2 separate regions of the Homo sapiens genome follow, and region 2 is linked to region 1. A link is an interaction called in ENCODE POLR2A ChIA-PET data of the cell type or tissue named here. Cell type or tissue: A673. All regions are shown on one strand. Links, peaks and the distances in the headings refer to the core of each region. The heading gives the core; the rest is flanking DNA.

The links. Peaks named below come from ENCODE experiments on the same cell type or tissue, not always from the same donor. Only the 100,000 strongest peaks of a DNase experiment are listed, where the experiment ranks them.
Region 2: POLR2A ChIA-PET joins it to region 1 with 7 read pairs; 2 of 35 experiments call an interaction of 5 or more read pairs at or near these places.

What each region holds. Positions count from the first base shown.
Region 1 is chr18:12,310,845-12,321,415 of GRCh38, forward strand. TUBB6 (tubulin beta 6 class V) reads left to right here. Exons shown (of 4, transcript NM_032525.3): 3 at 99-209. Among named protein-coding and RNA genes, the nearest start is that of TUBB6, 7.9 kb to the left of the region's middle. RefSeq lists enhancers at 7,700-8,200, 7,740-7,809. In A673, for the core only: no CTCF peak of the experiment used is centred there; no DNase peak of the experiment used is centred there; H3K4me3 peaks cover 644 bases; H3K27ac peaks cover 1,754 bases.
Region 2 is chr18:12,602,858-12,613,428 of GRCh38, forward strand. The region is part of intron 2 of SPIRE1 (spire type actin nucleation factor 1); the gene reads right to left. Among named protein-coding and RNA genes, the nearest start is that of SPIRE1, 50 kb to the right of the region's middle. In A673, for the core only: no CTCF peak of the experiment used is centred there; a DNase peak (open chromatin) is centred at 4,234; H3K27ac peaks cover 1,633 bases.

The DNA.
Region 1 (10,571 bases), core at 3,416-8,415:
CATTCCAGGCAGCTAGAACTGGTGGGACTTGAAACGGGGAAGTCAATTACTTTAGAAACCTGAAAGTAACTCTTGTGGGTGGTTCTTTTCTCCTCCAGCTCAGAAATATGTGCCCAGGGCCGCCCTGGTGGACTTAGAGCCAGGCACCATGGACAGCGTGCGGTCTGGGCCTTTTGGGCAGCTTTTCCGGCCTGACAACTTCATCTTTGGTAGGTTCCATCTTTCTCACTTTCTTCTTCTTCTTTTATTTTTTTAAATCAAATATTTTATATGCCAGATTTAAAGCATCATGTGTCATAGAAAAAGTGTGAATGGAAATCAGTGGTTCCCAGCCCCACCCCTCCCATCCCTAGCTGGGTTCATCACAAGGAACAGTTTTTTTTAAATCTTGACTTTTTTGGTGGGAAGGAACCTCTATATCTCTAAATGAAATTCTTCTACTGGTAGTTCTTGATTAAAAAACAAAAATCAAGCCAGGCGCGGTGGCTCATGCCTGTAATCCCACCACTTTGGGAGGCCAAGACGAGCGGATCACGAGGTCAGGAGATCAAGACCATCCTGGCTGACACGGTGAAACCCTGTCTCTACTAAAAATACAAAAAATTAGCCGGGCATGGTGGCACGTGCCTGTAGTCCCAGCTACTCGGGAGGCTGAGGCAGGAGAATCGCTGGAACCCGGGAGGTAGAGGTTGCAGTGAGCTGAGATTGCACTACTGCACTCCAACCTGGGTGACAGAGCGAGACTCCATCTCAAAAATAGCAAAAAACAAAAAAACAAAAACCAAGAAACAATTTTAGACATTAGCTTCTTTTTCCCCATCATTATAAAGTTATTTTGCCATTTGTTTTTGGTTCCTATATTGGTTTTATCAGAATTAGGTAAATCCTTTTTTTCTTGCTTCTTCCACCTAAAAAATGATAGTAAAACATATCTTTCTGCAGACTTCTGAAGAAAATTATATAAAATTACATGAAGTGGTACCATTAGTGTTATCAAGTAGAACCTACAGGATAGGTGGCAGATTTGGAAGTTTCCCACCTATTTTAATGTTAGAGACCACATATCTATTGACATTATTGCTAAAAAAAAAAATTCCTCACTCAATCAAACATATTTCCAATACCTGTGAAAAGCAGTGTCTTCCAAGAAAATGTGAAGAATTTGAAGACTGATTCTGGCTTAAAAGCACTATGGTGTAGGAATCAAATACATCATGAAAAATCTACATTCTAACCCCTTTCTCAAAAGGCACCAGGAAGAGATAGTTTAATAGAGGGTAACAGACAATCCCATTATCCAAACCATTCCAGAGAGAAAATGATGGAAAACTTCCCAACATTTCCTATGAGGCTAGGTAGCTTCTACTAGAACATACAAGTGAAAGCTGTATATCAAACTTACTTAAAAATATAGATGCAAAAATCCAAAATAAAATACTTAGAATATCAAATGTAGTTGTGTTTTTTAAAAAATATATTAATAGCACATTGTGACCAAGTAAGACTGAGAGGCAGACAGTGTAATGGTTAGGAGTCTGGCTGTGCTGCCAGACTCCCTGGGTTTAAATTTTGGCCCTTCCACTCACTATGTGGCCTTAGACTTATTTAACTTACTTGTGACTTAATTTCCTCATCACAAGTGGGACTGTCTACCTCTTAGTGAGATGTAAGGATTAAATAAACACTTAGAATGTCTAGTACAAAATAAGTGTTTGAGAAATACTAGCAACATCCCAGGAATGCAAGGATGGTTCAACATTAAGAAGTCTACTAATAGATTAAAGACAACATCTTAATAGATGACCCAAAAAAGTGGGTTTTTTTTCTGACTCCCAGCAGGAAACAATTTTTTAAAAAAGATTAAAGTTTTGGAAGCCAGGAGCAGTAGCTAACGCCTGTAATCCCAGCACTTTGGGAGGCCAAGGCGGGCGGATCACCTGAGGTCGGGAGTTTGAGACCAGCCTGACCAACATGGAGAAACCCCATCTCTACTAAAAATACAAAATTAGCCCAGTGTGGTGGCACATGCCTGTAATCCCAGCTACTCGGGAGGCTGAGGCAGGAGAATCACTTGAACCCAGCAGGCGGAGGTTGGGGTGAACCAAGATCGCACCATTGCACTCCAGCCTGGGCAACAAGAGTGAAATTCTATCTCAAAAAAAAAAAAAAAAAGATAAAGTTTTGGATGTGTTCCTGATTTGTAGAGGACAAAAAAACTTCTATGTAAGCTGGAAGTAGAAAGAAACTTCCTTTATTTACAGATTATCTACCAGAAACCCATAGCAACATTACACTCCCTGGTGAAACAGAAGCATTTCCAGCAGAATTAGGTATAAGAAACAGATGTCCATTGTCTCTACAATTATTCCATGTTCTGAAGGCTTTAGCCAGTGCACAAAAACCAGAGAAAGAAAAAATGCAAATCATGTAAAGGAAAAGACAAAAGTGTTATTTGTTGATGAAATGATTCTCTTGGAGTTTCCAGATAGGCTATCAGCTGAAAAATGACTAGCACTTACAAGACTTCAGTAAGGGAGCCAGACACAAGATAAAATATTCAGAAATTAATAGTTTTGCGATCAGGTTACCAATCTTTCTGATTTGCCTGGAACTGGGAGGTGTTCCCCAGGACACTAGACTTTGAGTGCTAAAACTGCCAGGGTCCCAGGCAAACTGGAACAGATGAATCACATTAAAAGCAATAATCACTGGGGAACACATCCTATTCACAACTGTAATAAAAGCTATAAATACCTGGGGACAAAATTTACTACTAACTAGAGGCAAGAGGGAATTAAAACAAAATATTCTCCCACCAGATTGGCCAGTATTTCAGAAGCTGCTAAGACCTAGTGTTGGTGAAGGTGTTTGGGAAAATAACAGCTGTTCAGAGAACTACTTAGTAGATTGAGCAAATCAATAATTTCCATCCAAGAGTTCCAGTTCAAGGAATCTGTTCTGCAGAAATGCTCACACATAGAGATTGCAGATTGGCCTCCAGAAGAGCTGAATCCATTTGCATGCCCACGGGGGGTGTCTGAGAGCTCCTCTTGCCCAGTGTCATCCTTGTCAATTCAGAGGGACTGCTCTCTGAGTACTGTAATAAAGACCTGACTTGGATAACATTAATATTCTGTATTGTGAGAAAGGAAAAAGGACGATCCTACTTTATACAGATCAGCATTGAGTAACTCACTTACTAAGTAGGTATAGACTCAGCAGCCACAGCTTCTTTCTGGACCACATTCCCAGGTCACAGAGTTAACATAGCCAGGAAGAAAGAGCACCGCACCGGGAGAGGGAAACTGAGCAGCTGACCCTAGCTCTGTGCCCGCTGGCAGCATCAGTTCCCTTCTCTGGGGGTCTTCATTTTACTATCTGAAATGAAGGACCCCCCCCAAGCATCTTGGGGTCACAGACCCCTGTAAGAATCTGCGAGAAGAAATGGCCCTATCTCCCCCACTTGTTGTAGAATTCTGCCCAGTCTTCTCCTTGAGGTTCAGTGGATTTTTGGTGAGAATCTGAGCGAGCGGACAGCTAAGATTTCTTGAGTCTGAATTATAGTTGGCTGAGTCTACCGTAGTCTCAGTAAGCTTTACCAGACACAATTCATGTATTTCCAACTAATACACCTTTTAGAAATCACACCTCTTCTTTGATAGGCAGTGTGTGCACATGGTGCGTAGCTGGAAAGGCCATACAGTGAAAACCCACCTCCCTCCCTGCCTGCCTCCCTCGCAGGAGTCCTTCCTGAGATTGGGAAACAGTTACAAGCATATCTGTGAATTTTTATAGATAAAAAAGATCTTAAAGTTTTACATATGTAAAATATATACCTTCTTCAAAGAAGGATATGAAACAACAGTAAAAGACAGGCATAAATGTAGCAGTTTACAACACAGAGTCAACTGTGAGCTCAGCTGTGGCTGAGAATTAATTTTAGCTCTGGGTTTCTGGCAACTAAATCCAAAAAAGGAAGCACAGCAGGTGACACAGCTGACATTGTCTCATAAAGGGGAATATATGCTTTTAATATATTTAAAAGGGAGCTCTCCCCACCATCCTGAGTGATTCGTATTTATTTTTAATTTGTACTTTGCTTTGCTTTTTAAACTTTGCTTTTTTTTTTTAGCAAAAACTAATATAACCACACTCTTAAAAGTTTAAAACTAGAGTTAAAAAAAAATTCTGTATGTTCATCATCTTAGTGTAATTATTGTCAGCACTGAGGTATTTTTTTCACCTTTGTTTCTTTTTGCTGACTCTCATTATTGTAATCATGGTATCATTTATATCTTTTTCCATTGAACATTATATTATAAACCATATTTCACATTTAGTTTCTAAAATCCATAATTTTTAATAGCTCCATAATGTGTAATTAATTCTTTATGCAACTTTATAATGGCCAATAATCAGGAAGCTGTTTCTTTTCAGCTTTTTGCTCTTAAAAGGAATATTGAACATCTTGATTCACTTAAATTTGTCTGTTTCTCACTTTGATTTCAGAATAGATTCTCAAAAAGCAAAATTACTGGGTCAAAGAGTGAAGAGATTTAAGCCCTTTTTACACACTTCCAATTGGATTAATGCCACCAGCAGTGTCTGAGAGCGTAGTTTTTGCTGCACTTTTGCCTGAAATTAAACTTTTCAAAGAAACGTAGCAACTGAATGCTTATTTTATGAGAGACTCAGGGCTTTAAGAACTACTTTATAGGAAATGTAAGAACAGCTCTGAATTTGGCCCTTCTATTCTACACTGACGTAAATTGTCAGCGTAAAACAGAGAAACCTGCACACATATCACGCCAGGACTCACGCATAGAGGAGCCGGAAGGCAGGACATTAAAATGCAACTCAGCGCACGCTGCACTGTTTCCCAGGGGAAGGGTGGTTAGCCGAAACTCATGCCACACCCATTACTGCTTTTTGAGATAAAATAGGAAAAAAGTATATAATTCTACATAGTTGAGTAAGTTCACACTCACACTTGTTACACAGGGCTTCATGTACCAGTGGCCGGTTTTATTTCTTAAATGGGTAGTAGGTGTGTAGAGATTCATATTATTTTTCATATGCTTTTGCATGCCTTAACTCTGTCAAAAAAAAGATATCAGTTGTCTCAAAGGTGTGGTCACGGAAAAGGCAGCTTTCATGGAGAAGGTTTTCAGCAGGTCATGGCTGTCTGGCCCCGGCCCAGTCTGCCCCAGGCCTGGCAGCAACTGAGGGACCCAACCCAGTCTGGATGGGTGCCCCGAGGAGGCCTCACCCACCAGCAGTCAACGCAGTGCAGCCAGGACCTGGCCAGGTCTCAAGAGAGAGTCGAAGCCATGAACTGATCTTTATGACATGAGTGCATCACAAACTATTGAAGTGGTGAGAAGCTAGTTTCTCACAGCTGCCACTTTAGCAATTGTGAGTTTTCTTTGGTTTATTTGAATTGAACATTGGGAGAGTGTAAGGTCTTTCTAGCTGTTGACAAATGGGATCACGAAGATTAAGACAAATTAAGACAGACCTATGGTGCCCATTTAGTTATCTAATTGTCCCTGTAAGCCTTCAAAAATGTTAGAAATGACCTTTGGCACATAAAAACTGTCCCCGAAATTGCTTCTTGCATCTTTGCTTCATCTGACTTGCAACCCTATTTTTGATTCAGAATGTTTTAAGTTTTCAACAGGTTGTACTAACATGATATGTCTTTAATAGGAATTTTAGCAAGTTGACACCATTTTGAGTTAAGAATTGTGACTTGTTTAAATGAATATGCTTATTTGTTAAAATAACATATTATGGAGAATGGAGAAGTATCCAGAATGTATAAACATTCTATATTGTTTAGCTAAATAGTTTTTAAGTCGTTCTCCAGTAAAAGAGGCAGAATTGTCTGTGAACTGGAGATGATCCATCCTCACTGGCTTTATACCATATTGTTCCAGTTAGAGTTGGTAAATTACAATAAACCAGTGTCATTCCATTTCCAAATAGAGTTTGAAATGATTTAGGAAACACTCACTTACATTAGTAGTGTATACTTTTAAAAGTGAAAGTTACCTGTAATTCCAGCACTTTGGGAGGCGCAGACAGGCAGATCATCTGAGGTCAGGAGTTCGAGACCAGCCTGGCCAACATGGTGAAACCCTGTCTCTCCTGAAAATACAAAAATTAGCCAGGCGTGATGAGTGCCTGTAATCCCAGCTACTCGGGAGGCTGAGGCAGGAGAATCACTGGAACCTGAGAGGCGGAGGTTGCAGTGAGCCGAGATTGAGCCATTGCACTGCAGCCTGGGTGATGGAGTGAGACCCTGTCAAAAAAAAAAAAAAAAAGAAAACTTCCCAGTTGGGCAGTGGCTAATGCCTGTAATCCCAACACTTTGGGAGGCTGAGGCAAGTAGATCACTTGAGCCCAGGAGTTGAAGGTCAGCCTGGGCAACATAGTAAGACCCTCTGTACAAAAAGTTTTTTTAAATTAGCTAGGCGTGGTGGTGTGCACCTGGGGTCCCAGCTATTCAGGAGGCTGAGGTGGGAGGATCACTTGAGCTAGGGAGGTTGAGGCTGAGGCTGCAGTGAGCGGTGTTTGCGCCACTGCACTCCAGCCTGGGCGACAGAGCAAGACCCTGTCTCAAAAAAAAGAAAAGAAAAACTTCTGTAATGAATTGCTGGTTGCATAGCAGTCATACCTACTCTATTGTTGGAAAGTTTTGTGGGAAAAGAATGAAGCACCAGAAAGGTAAACGTTCTTCCAGCCTCTTTCTGTATTTCTAACTTTTTCTTCCAGATTCAGGGCTAGAAGAGGGGGCAGGAGTGCACAGACCCTTGACACTTATTCCATCACCCATTGTGAGCTTGAAACCAGAGGGGGGACTCAGAGAAAACCCTGGGGACCTGTTGCAGCCCCACTGCCAAAAAGCTTAGAGTTGGCAGCCTCCTGCTAACTGTCTGGAGTCACTGACTAACATCACACCGTATCAGTACAGAAGATGTTCAGTTCACAACTCCCAAATATTTAACTGGAACATCTGTTGCTATGAGACAGTGGCAAAATATTTTTCAGAAGTCACCAGCTTCCTCCTTTCATCAAGAGCACAGAAAACTTCATGGCTATTCATGCTATAAATATTGAGGAAGCTGGGTAAATGGTGTGAGCTGCAGAGGGAGTCAAGTTCAGCATCTCCGTCCACTTACAGCTAGCTCAGGTCTGATTGATTGGGGTTCTATGTTTGCCAAAAGCCACCTACTATTTTCAGTTGTTGGTTTCTGCTATTTTAATGAAATAGGTCCCAGGCTATTTTGACAGCTGCCCTGGGTCTTTCCTTTGTAAAATGTGACAGTTCTAGCACCGAGTGTGGACCAGCCCCGAGCTTGTTCCTCCCAATACCTATGTTGTAGTTTTGCCAGGTGCTGCCTGCTAGGTTGGGTGGGGAAGGGGTGGAGAGAAGTTGGTGGGGGCTTAGGAAGGACGGTGACCATTTTCTCGCCTACTAAGAGAAGGCAGTCAGCTAGGATTCACTGTGCAACACAGCTGGGCAGGAAGAAGAGAATCCCCTGTTTGTAAGAGAACAGTCACATACTAGATGCTGTCTACGGCTTGTGAAAAACACAAGGAAACGGCCACCTGAGAGTACTAAAGTGGCCAGGCCCACGGGGTGTGCTGCAAGCACACAGCAGGCATCTGCCTAGCCCGGCCCCTCTGCAGAGCCATAGGGCCTGCCATGCCAGTGACACTGGGCTTTGGACTGCCAAATGGGGCAAAGACAATAGGAGAGAAAGGCTGAGCTGATTTCTCAGTGGGACTGAGACGGAGATCTAGGGAGGCTGATGCTGCAGACAAGTGCAAGGGCCCTCTGTGGTCAGTTTCAGCTGGCCAGTTCTGCTCTCTGGAAACTTCAGTGTTCAATATTTAAATGTGTGGTTTTGTTTGTTTGTTTGTTTGAGATGGGGTCTCGCCTTGTCACCCAGGCTGGAGTGCAGTGGTGTGATCATAGCTCACTGTAGCCTCAAACTCCTGGGCTCAAGCAGTCCTCCCACTTCACCCTCCTGTGCTAGGATTGCAGGTGTGAGCTCCCATAGCTGGTCTTATACAAAAAAAAGTGTTTAATGTTTTCATGTCAAAGTTAAAACAAAGTGCTTGTACATGGTTTTTTCAAACAGTACACATAGATTGTGTATACAGTGCAGAAAGGGAAAGCTGTCATCCCTTCTACTGGTGGCCCCTGAGGTTTTATTCCCTAGGGGGATAACCGAGTGTGTAGACAGTTGTGCTGTGTCCTGCTGACATTTTTCCTTTTTCCTTTTTTTTTTTTTTCTTTTTTTTTTTGAGACGGAGTTTCGCTCTTGTTGCCCAGGCTGGAGTGCAATGGCGCAATCTCGGCTCACTGCAACCTCCACCTCCTGGGTTCAAGCAATTCTCCTGCCTCAGCCTCTGGAGTAGCTGGGATTACAGGCACCTGCCACCACACCCAGCTAATTTTTTGTATTTTTAGTAGAGATGGGGTTTCCCCATATTGGCCAGGCTGGTCTCGAACTCCTGACCTCAGGTGATCCTCCTGTCTCGGCCTCCCAAAAGTACTGGGATTACAGGTGTGAGCCACCGCGCCCGGCCCTGCTGACATTTTTCTGTGTCCATGTGCACCTAGGTGAGCACACAGAGCTGATTTTGTCTGGGGAAAATGGGATCCTGCTATACACACCATTTTGCAGCCTTTTGAAAAATTCATTAATGTATCTCAGACATCCTCCGTGACAGTCACAGTGCCTACCATTGTATATGTCATCATTTAGTAATTTCCCACTTACTGATGACATTTTAAAATTTTTCATTAAAGAAGAGCTGGGCTCAGGCGTTCACACCTGCCATCCCAGCACTTTGGGAGGCCAAGACAGGATGATCACTTGAGTTCAAAAGTTTAAGACCAACATGGACAACATAAGGGGACCCTCTCTACAAAATTTTTCTTTTTTTTGACGGAGTCTCACTCTGTCGCCCAGGGTGGAGTGCAGTGGTGCGATCTTAGCTCATTGCAAGCTCCACCTCCCGGGTTCACGCCATTCTCCTGCCTCAGCCTCCGGAGTAGCTGGGACTACAGGCGCCCGCCACCATGCCATGCTAATTTTTTTTATATTTTTGGTAGAGACGGGGTTTCACCATGTTAGCGAGGATGGTCTCAATCTCCTGACCTCGTGATCCACCCGCCTCGGCCTCCCAAAGTGCTAAGATTACAAGCGTGAGCCACCGTGCCCAGCCAAAAAAATGTTTTTTTAATTGTCCCAGCTACTCAGGAGGCTGAGGCAGGAGGATCCCTTGAGCCCAGGAGTTGGAGGCTGCAGTGGCTATGATTGCACCACTGCACTCCAGCCTGGGTAGCAGTGGAAGACCCCATTTCTAAAATAATAATAATAAAAAATTCCTTTTTTATACTTTAATATTCACTTATCATAAAATAAATGTTTTAGTTAAAATGTCATAAAGCTAGAAATGAACTCTCTTAGGACCCCATCCTTCAAAGACAACCTGTGCTTTCTTAATTGCATTGTAAATGTTTTAATAAAGTAATTTTTTTTTTCATTTTGCTAGCTAGCTAGGTAAAACATTTTCATGGTTTAGGACTTAAAAGGAACAAAAGGGTATATAGTGAAAAGTTGATCTCCTTCCTACCCCGAACTAGTGTTAAGATTCTTGAATGTCCTTTCAGGTATGTTCAGGCAGACGCATATATTTACACACATACAATGGAGCCAGCTGTATACACTGTTTAGTACCCTAGTGTTCCTCCCTGGCTCCCCAGCAACGTATTTTGAAGATCTTTCCATTTCACAAGTATGGCTGCCTCATTCCTGTTGATGGCTGATAGTATCCTCTGCAGAGATACCGCCGTGGATTTAACCAGTCTTCAGTTGATAGGTATTTGGGTTGTTCCCCTTTTTATTATTATAAATTGTTCCTCAGTAAACATTTGTATATATGTCATTTTGCACATGTATGGGTCTATCTAGAAAAACTTACAGAAGTGTAATTGCTGTGTCTAGGGGGATAATTTTGATAGCTGTAGCTCAGCTGTTCTACAGCCCACTGCCCTTGCTATCTCCAGTAGCTCCCGTGGGAAGTGGCCTTCCCCAAACCCTCAGCAGTGCAACTCAGGTGTTTGGATCTCTGTCAGTTTCACAGCAGAAAAATAGAATCTCCTTGTTTTAATTTGCGTTTCCCTTATGAGAAGGGTTTAGCATTATTTCCAGTACCTAAGCTATTGGAATTTCCTTTCCTGTGAGCTGTATGTTTATAGCCTTTGCCTGTTTTCCTAATGGCTGTTGTTTTTCTTACTGATTTAAGGACTTCTTTAGATATTGAAGGAGGGTATCCTTTATATGTGATATGAGTTATTAACAGTCCAGTACATACATTTTAACATTAAGTTCAGTACACTTAATGAAGAATCACAGAATTTGTTTTTTCTTGCACTGAACACCTACAGTGTGTAGCACTGATAAATGCTTCATCCCCCCCAAGAGTAGAGCCACTGTGTAAGGCTGCACTTGTTATGTACTGCAGAAGCCAGGGGTGCCATCAGTAGACCT
Region 2 (10,571 bases), core at 2,110-7,109, 290 kb after region 1:
TCCACCCATAAGAATGGTCAACGGCCTAGTTATGTATGAAGTCCTTCTATGGACATCAGGTGAAGAACCCATTGATTTGTAGGTAAACATTTTAGTATACAGATGCTGCTTGACTTATGATGGAGTTACATCCTGATAAGCTCATTGAAAATACCATATAGTGAAAATGCATCTAATACACATAACCTACAAAACATCATAGCTTAGCCTAGCCTACCTTAAACAGGTTCATAACACTTAAGTTAGCCCATGGTTGGGCAAAATCATCTAACACAAAGCCTATTTTATGATAAAGTGTTGAACATTTTATTGAATACAACTGAATAACTGAACAATTTATTGAATACAATATGGTTGTATGGGTACTCAAACTATAGTTACTAAATGTTTATCACTTCTACACCATCATAAAGTCGAAAAATCTTAACTTGAACCGTCTGTAACTGTGTTTGCTTTTCTGGGGAAATGTGATATTTTGAAATACATATTTGGTCTTCATCCCTATCTCCTGGCATACAACTCCTAGAATCCTTGGAATGTCCAAAGTGATGGGTGTCTTTTTGTATATTAATGATTGAAGGCTGGGCCACCCCTAGGTAGCTTCAGGATGGGGCTGGTCACTAGAAAGATGAAGGCATGATTAGAGGACTGGGACTTTCAGCACCAACTCCAAAGAGGGGAGAGAGGCTGACGTCTGAGCTGATCACCAGTAGCCAATTTTTTTTTTTTTTTTTTGAGATGGAGTCTCACTCTATTCCCCAGGCTGCAGTGCAGTGGTGCAATCTCGGCTCACTGCAACCTCCGCCTCCTGGGTTCAAGCAATTCTACTGCCTCAGCCTCCCGAGTAGCTGGGACTACAGGTGCCCGACACCACGCCTGGCTAATTTTTGTATTTTTAGTAGAGACAGATTTTCACCATATTGGCCAGGCTGGTCTTGAACTCCTGACCTTGTGATCTGCCTGCCTTGGCCTCCCAAAACACTGGGATTACAGGCATGAGCCACAGCGCCTGGCCTATCACCAGTAGTCAATGATTTATGCAGTCATTCCAACATAACGAAGCTTCCCTAAAAACCCAAAGGGACTGGGTTTGGGGAGCTTCCAGAGAGCTGAACATGTGGGGGCTCCTGGCGGGTGGTGAGCCTGTACTGGGCACAGGAGCTCCACACTCCTTCCCATGTGCCTTTCCCATGCTTCTCTTCATCTCGTCACCAGTACCCTTTGTAGTATTCTTTATAATAAACCAGTAAACCTGTTTCCCTGAGTTCTGAGAGCCACTCTAGCAAATCAGTCAAATCAGTGTATCGAGTAGGGGGAACCCCAATTTAGAACAGATGGGTCAGAAGCATAGGTGAGAACCTATTACTTGCGATTGGTGCTCAAAGTGGGGGTCAGTCGTGTGAGGCTGAGCACTCTCACCCTGTGCTCTCTCCAGCAAGAGAGCATCAGAACGGAACTGAATTAGAGGACACGCAGCTGGTGTCCACTAAAGAATCCACCAGAGAACTGGCTGCTGGTAGGGAGAAATCCCCACACACTTCTTGGTGAGCAGAAGTCACAGAAGTATTCTGTATTGAGAGAGTCAAGGAGATAAAAACTGTTTTTTTCCAGAGGAAAGTTCTGTATTTTTCATCAAATTTTCAGTGAGATCTATGATCTGCAAATAGAAAAGGCCCACTGCCCTAATATATCCTAATATATATCTGAGTTGACATGATGGCCTCCGGAGTTTGCCTCACTGTGTTTAGTTCTGTCATTTATTTCTTCAAATATCTCTGCATGACCACTAGGTGCAAGACACTGTTTGTGAGCATTAGAAACATGGCAGAAAAAAACACCAAGTCTCACTTAGTGAGGGAAGGGAAGGGTCAGAGTGAACGTTTTTGGACATAAATCAGATCACATCCTGTCAATCTGTTGAGAACTCTCTAGTGGGTGCACACTTAAGTTCATAGCAGCATTCTTCACAATGGCCAACAGGTAGAAGCAACCAGTTGTCCACCAAACAGATGGATAAACAAAATGTGATGTTTATACACAATAAAATATGATCCAGCCTTCAAAAAGAAAGAAGCTCTAACACACTATAGCATGGTTGAACCTTGAGGACATTATGCTAAACGAAATAAGCAGTCACAAAAGGATAGATACTGGTAATTCCACTTCTATGAGTAACTGGTCAAATGCATAGAGACTGAAAGGAGAATGGTGGCTGTTGGGGAAAAGGAAAAGGGGAGTTGTTATATAATGGGTAGAGTTTCAGTTTTGCAAAATGAAAAGGTTCTGGAGATATGTTTCACAACAATATATTTAACACAACCGAACTATAAACTTAAATGACTAAGATGATCAATTTTTTATCATAATTTTAAAATAAAAGGCTGGGCATGGTGGCTCACGCCTGTAATCCCAGCACTTTGGGAGGCCGAGGTGGGCGGACCATGAGGTCAGGAAATGGTCAACATGGTGAAACCCTGTCTCTACTAAAATAAAAAAAAATTAGCCAGGTGTGGTGGCACGCACCTGTAGTCCCAGCTACTCAGGAGGCTGAGGCAGGGGAATCGCTTGAACCCGGCAGGCGGAGGTCGCAGTGAGCTGAGATCCCGCCACTGCCCTCCAGCCTGGTAACAGAGCAAGACTCTGTCTCAAAAAAATAAAAAATTAAAATAAAATAAAGAAATTCTTTTCACCTTACTTATTTGCTAGCAGATTCTAGGAGGACAAAATTACTTATCCAAGCAGGCCAGCAATAAGAGAAAATCTCAGAAACGTGGTTTTAAAAAAATTACCACATGCATTACTGATTATTGAAATGAAACCTGTATTTAATAACACAGTCATATTATCTGCTACTTGAATTACTCCTAGGTACAAAGGAATTAAATACGTAATGGTACACAAATAAATATGAATATCTGTATTAGAGTACTACTAGCTGCTGTAATAAACTTCTCCAAAGGTTTCCAGATTCACTCAGATGAGAGCTTACTGTACCCAATGGGGCCCTACACGACCTAGCTCCCTGCTGCTTGGCCTCCCTCGTTCACCGCCACCTCCCCTAGCCACACTGGCCTCCTTCATGTTCTTGGTCCACCTAGGCATCTTCCCACTGCAGGCCTTTGTGCTTGCTTCTTCTTCTGCCTGGCTTACTCCCTCATATCACTCAGATCTCTGCTCAAATGTCACCTCTATTGAGAGGCCTTCAGTTTTTAAACAAAATTGAAAAATGGAATTGAAGTGAACCCTCTCCTCTCTGTCCACCCACCCCTGCCCAATTATACTCTATCCCTTGCCCCCCCTTTATTTTTCTTCATAGCACTTAACACCACAGAGTATTTTATATACATTTACTTATATATTATCTGTAAGTACTAGAATGTACAGTCTATGCAAGCAGAGGTTTTGTCACTTTTGTTTATTGACATACAACCCAGTGCCTAAAACAACTGTCTGGCACATTAAGTTCTCTCTTTGTACAAAGAAGGAAAAGAATAAAGACAGAAGAAAAAAGAGAGATAAAGAGGACAGGGAAGAAGAATAGAAAAGAAACAAAGAAAAAGGAAAAGGAGAAGGTGTCTGATAACTTAACTCAGGGCTATTCTCCTGGTCTACCTTGTTTCTAAAGCTGCTCACTTTCCTAAAACCAGTAAATTATTTTCTCTCTTTAATTATCTGATTTTTTTTTTTTTTTGAGACAGGGTCTTACTCTGTCGCCCAGGCTGGAATGCGGTAGCACGATCTTGGCTCACTGCAACCTCCACCTCCCAGGTTCAAGTGATTCTTCTGCCTCAGCCTCCCGAGTAGCTGGGATTACAAGCATGCACCACCATGCCCAGCTAATTTTTATACTTTTGGTAGAGACCGGGTTTCGCCATGTTGGCCAGGCTGCTCTCAAACTCCTGGCCTCAAGTGATCCGCCCACCTCAGCCTCCCAATGTGCTGGGATTACAGGTGTGAGCCATCGCACGGGGCCAGATTTTTAAATTAACAGTGTTAGTGCTCCCTTTTATTAGTATTATACACATAATTAAACAGCTGACTTACTCTTATACCTGCTGAACAATGGAATAAAACATAATTGTGTTAAGGACATACAACTTGCTTTCTACTTAGCTCAAGGTAAACAAATTTCAGAAAATATTTCAATTATCTAGGAAGTCATCTGATGCAAGAATAGCACCGAATCTGACAGCTTCATTACTATGCTTGTTTAACTGTGACTCACAGACTGTTTTACAGAAGAGTAAATTTCCTGGTTTCTAATTTCTTGAGGAACTTGTGACAATCACAAGGTCCTGTTTTTTTGAAAATGCATTGTGCTAAGTCACCAATATTCACAGAAAGACTTTAAAAAAAATAGCAGTTCGTTTTTTTAGAAAGACCTGTAACTGCTAAATTTCCCTTGTATCTTACACGTTTTTCTTTTGAGTGGCCTTCAACAGACATTTTCCATCTCAATTCCAGTTTGATTCTCTCCTAGCTAAAAATTATTGAGATCCCTAAAGAGACTCAATGTTATGGGAATCAACAAAACCATAGTTCTTGAGTTGCTGCCAGGCTCCTAAGGCATTGAATGAGCTTGGTTCTATGCCTCCCTTGCCCTTCAAGTACCCTTACAGTCATGGGACTGGGTGTGGGTTTTGACAACAGAATGGAAGAGACAGTTACACAGTCATTCATGACTAATAAGAAAGCTAAATGTATGTCTCCACCTTTAGGGTTTTCTACTCCACAGCACTACACACACACACACACACACACACACACACACACACACACACACAGTCTCTTGTTTTCTTATTACAAAAGCAAGTCACATTCATTATAATCTCAGAAAATAGAAGCAATCTAAAAGAAAAGTTAAAGACTTACCTGGGAATGTTTGTAACACACAGAAATGTGTTTATAACACAAATAAATGCATTTGTAACACAAAGAAATGTGTTGAGGTGACGGCTACCCCCATACCCTAATGTGATTATCACATTGCATGCCTGTATCAAAATATCTCACCTACGGCCGGGCGTGGTGGCTCATGCCTGTAATCCCAGCACTTTGGGAGGCTGAGGCGGGCAGATCACAAGGTCAGGAGATCGAGACCATCCTGGCTAACACGGTGAAACCCCGTCTCTACTAAAAAAATACAAAAAATTAGCCAGGCATCATGGCCGGTGCCTGTAGTCCCAGCTACTCAGGAGGCTGAGGCAGGGGAATGACGTGAACTCGGGTGGCGGAGCTTGCAGTGAGCCGAGATCGCGCCACTGCACTCCAGCCTGGGTGACAGAGCGAGACTCCATCTCAAAAAAAAAAAAAAAAATCTCACCTACTCCATAAATATATCCACCTACTATGTACCCCAAAAATTTTTTTTTAATTTTGTCTGAGGCTATCACTATTAATTGTTAATACAATCACTTATTTTTGTTCTTCAGATCATATTCTTTGCACTTTTAATACAATTGGATCATTCAGTACCTACTATTTTGTAACCTATTTTATACTACAATGAACCATTATTCCACATAATCAATTACATTCTATCCGTTTGTTTCTAGTAAGGTAAAGTCTTTTGTTGCACAATAGTTAGACATTTAGGTAGATTCCACCTTTCCTCTCTTACAAACAGTACTGCAAACAAGTATCTTCTTGCTTCATTTTCCCACATATTCTTAGTTATTTTCTTTGGAAAAGGTCCCAGAAGTAAAATTACTAGATCAAACCCATGCTCTTAGATGTGTGATATGTGTTACCCAATTGCTCTCTAAAAAGTTAACTCCAATCTCTACTCCAGCCTTTGCATATGAAAATACAGGTATTATCCTCTGGTAACTGAGTTCCTTTGTAATAAAGCTTTACATTAAGGTGATGGCAATAATAATATCAATAGTATCCACCATTCCAGGAACTTTTGTTCTACTTATTCTCTAATCCTTACAACAACAACCCAAGGAACAGGTGCTAATACCCTCTGTTTACAAAGAAACTGAGGTTCCATAAGGTTAAGAGTCACAAAGAAGCAAAACTGAGGATTACTAGTAGAACTCCAAAGCAGCAGTCCCCAATCTTTTTGGCACCAGGGACGGTTACACGGAAGACAATTTTTCCACAAATGGGGGTGGGGTGTGGGGATGGTTTTCAGGATGAAACTGTCCCACCTCAGATCATCAGGCATTATATTCTCCTAAGGAGCACACAACCTGGATACCTCGCACGCACAGTTCACAATAGGGTTCGAGCTTCTATGAGAATCTAATGCCACTGCTAATCTGGCAGAAGGCAGAGCTCAGGTTGTAATGCTCACTCAACCACCACTCACCTTCCTAACAGGCTGCGTCTGTAATGGTCTGTGGCCCGGGGATTGCAGACCCCTGCTCTAAAGCATTCAAACGGTACACAAATATTTTAAGGAAAATAGAGTCTGCTCTAAAGTGTGTGGTATGCTAGAGAGTTCATATCAAGGACTATCGAGAGCCAAGCTGTCCAATATTCAGGAATCTTACAAGCTGGTTGATGAAACCTCTGATAGCCTGAAACTGGCAAGGTGGGAGTACTTATAGCACAGAAATTTGTGTTTGGGGGGTTTTTTGAGAGCCAGTTTACCAGCACACCAAATTCAAGTAGTAACATTTGTCTTCCGTTTTCCCAGCCATTTCTCCTTTTCATTACCCTGGTAAGAAAGGCTGGCTTCAGTCTTCTCTTGCTACAAGCTAGGTAGAATCTGTTCCAGTCTCAACGATCTGAGACCTATTTCTGGGTATTTCTGTCTGCAAGAGTCAAAAGGTAGCTCCACTCTCCTTACTCTCCAGCATCCAAAGCCTCACCACCCTATTTGAGCACCTATCAGAACCAGGGCTAACATCATTTTATCTTGTGTCCTCACTGACATAAATCAGTACAGAAGCCAGAGGCTCCCACTGCCCATCTCCCAGAAGGCTATGCCTCTTCTGTCCCCATCTTCTATGCCTACTGCCCACCCCTCCCCACCTCTTGAGAGGCTTCCGGTGTAACCTCCAGAAGTAACGGTTCCCTAGATCTTTAACATCTCTGAAGGCCCCCCTCCACCTTTTTGCTCCAGACTAAACCTGAATCTCCTCAGGATCAATGTTGGTCCTCATTGTTCTTTCTGTCACAGTTATCAGGTTGCTGAACCTGGAACTGGGAGGAGGTCCTTCTTGCTCCTCACTGATGCTTCCTCCCCACCCCTCCCTCCTCTTCCCAGCCTGGAACCAGAGGTCCAACTACCATATACCAACTGTCTCCTTATCGCTGCCATCTGTTGCTCCCCAAGTTACCCGTTCTCCTGTCTCAAGAATTCTAGTTGCCGGTTTACTGTCACTCTTCTCTCTCAATTCTTGGTGATTTTAACATATGTATGCCTGACCCTTCCAATATTGTGGCCTCTCCTGTCTGTGAGCTCCTCTACCTAATGATCTTGTCCTCCACCTGATCTCAGACATCCTTTAACAGCCTCCACCTATCTTTCTAGTTCATTCCCTCTAATATTTGACTCCAGTAATCTTTCAACCCCATCAGGCCCTACCATCCATTGATCTTAAGTTATATTTACTTTCCCTCATTCCTCACCCCTATGCTCTAAACTTCCTTCTTAAGCAGGTTAAATTCTAAGATCAAACATTGTAATAATTTGCCCTTCAATCCCTTGCCTTTTCTCTCTTTGTACTCATTTGGACAGACCACACACTGGTTAAATCTACCTCTTCACTGCCTCCCCACCTGCATTTGTATAGCTGAATGTGGCTAGAGTAAAACACAGAAAACTATACTGACTGATCTTGCCTTAAATTCATGACCCTGAATCTTGTGTGGGTCATTAATGCTCCCCCCAAAACCACGCATTTCCTTGGTCCACTCACTCTCCCACTGTCCTTGGTGACTATAACTTCTCTTCTTCCCTCCTGAAACCTGATACCTCTTCTCTCATCCTCATTCTCAATGACCCTGCTTTCCATTTCACTGAGAAAACTGAAGTAACCAGAAGAGAACATCCACAAACCTCCCACCATCCCATCTCAGCACCTCGTAGCATCTTTTGACACACATACTGTCTTCCCTCCTGCCACTCTAAGTGGACTACCCTCATCCTGTGCAAAGCCGAGTCCCCATTCCTTTACTTATGCTCCACATCATATCCCCTCTCGCCAAGGTAATAACTCTCCAACAATTCTCTACTCTCCATTCTGCATCAATAATTTTCCCTTCTATACTGGATCGTTACTGGTGCAACAAACAAATATGTTATTGTTTCCATCAATTAAAAACAAAAAAACTTGCTAGGGTCCCACTTTCCTCTCCAGCTACCCTCAAATTTCCTGCTCTCTGGGTTATCCAGCCTCCATGAAGGCCCCTAATGGCCCCCACCCTCTTGGTATTCAGGTTCTTATGCAGTCCCCTCCCACACTGTGTCCATGTGATCAACAGAATACAGCAGAATAACGGAATGTAACTTCCATACATGGTAGCTTCTCTCTATATATCTTGGATCATCCTCTCTGAAAGAAGCTGGCTGCCTTGTCAGGAGGATACTTAAGCACTCCTATGGAGAAGAAGCCTATATAGTAAGTAAGAAACTGAGGCCTCCTGCCAACAGCCAGATGAAGTGAGCCATCTCAGAGGCAAGTTCTCCAGCTCAGGTCAAGCCTTCAGATGACTGCAGCCCTGGCCAATATATTGACTAAAACTTCACAAAACACTGAGCCAGAATCACCCAGCTAAGCCATTCCTGAATTCCTGACACACAGAAACTGAAATAGTAAATCTTTGTTGTTTTAAGTGACTCTTAAGTTTTACTTTGTTTTTGTTTTTTGAGACAGGGTCTTGCTCTGTTGCCCAGGCTGGAGTGCAATGGCATGATCATGGCTCACTCAGCCTCAACTTCCCAGGCTCAAGTGATCGTTCCTGCCTCAGCCCCTGGAGTAGCTGGGACTATAGGCGTGCACCACCACATTAAGCTACTTTTCTTTTTTTTTTTGTATTTTAGTAGAGAAGAAGTCTCACTATGTTGGCCAGGCTGGTCTCAAACTCCTGAGCTCAAGTGATCCTCCTGCCTCCGCCTCCCAAAGTGCTGAGATTACAGGCGTGAGCCACTGTGCCCAGCTTAATTTGTTATGTAGCAATAGATATCTAACATACACACCCTTTACAAAAAAATGCCTCAGTAACTTTTATTTATTCACTATCTCTGATTTCTCTCCTCTCTTCTCTTTGAAACCCACTCCAATAAGCCTTTTGCCCTCACGCTACCCAGCTACCTGCTTGTCAATAACCACTATGTTGTCAAACTCAATAATCAATTCTTAGCTTTCCTCTTACTTGACCTATCAAGCAAGATTTCACACGGTTGATCACTTCTTCCTCCATGAAACAATTTACTTGGCTTCCTGGAGAAAACACAGAAAACTATACTGACTGATGTTGCCTGAAATTTATTTACATTCATGGGCCCTGTGGGTTTCCTTCTCGCTTTGTGGCCACGCCTTCTTAGGCTTCTTTGCTGGCTCCTCCTGTCTCGCCATCCTCTTAATGCTGGAGTGCGCCAGGGCTCAGCCCTTAGCCCTTTCCTCTTCTCTATTTACCCTCATTCCCTTGGTGATTTCAATAGTTTCATATTTATATAGTCTTACATGGCCCTTAAGGCCCTATATCCTTACTAATCAAACTGTGGTCCCAGGACCAGTAACTTCACCGTCACCTGAGGGTTTGTTATCTCTGACCCAACTCAAGATCTACCAAATCAGAATCTAAATTTAACAAGATCTCTAGGAAATTTGTATGCATATTAAAGTTTGAGAAGCACTTCTTTTGTGATCTGCTACCCTACTCCTCCCCTGACTACATATCCTAACTCACCTGCCTCTAACTGAGATGACATCTTCGCCACTGCAGGTGCATGGCAGGTGCATGCCCACCTCCAGGCCTGCCAATACTGATCTCTCTGTCTGAAATGCTCTTCCCCCAGATATCTCAATACCTTTTTCCTTATCTCCTTCAAGACCTTGTTAATCTATAACTACTTTGGGAGGTGTACTTCGACCACCTTGTTAAAAATTGCAAACCCACCATCACTACCACCATTATGCTCCCCATCACAGGGCCCTATTTTACTTTCCATAGCACTCAGCACCTTTTAATGTACTATAGTTCACTTATTTATCCTATCTATTATGTCTCCACCCACTATATTACAAACACTTGAGGGCTGAGATTTTTATCTGTTGTGTTCACTGATGTATCCTATATCCTAGATGAGAGCCTGGACACAGCATGTGCGCAATAAACTTTTGTTTTTTAAAGTCTTGTCTTCAGTTGGTTCTTCAAGGACTTAGTAACCAAGTCTCTGACTAAGGTGCCACTGAAATCTACTTTCTTCATTAGCAGGGTTATTCTCATAAATCTTTCTCCCTGTGTCCACCTGGAATCTACTGTGTGTTTGTGAGAATATTCATCTACTCTGACTAGCCTTTTACCAGACCCTTTGACATGCTGCTCCCGGCTCCCCACTAAGCCTCATAATTTTTAAAGACAATTCAAGACCAAAACTTCTCTTGTCCCTT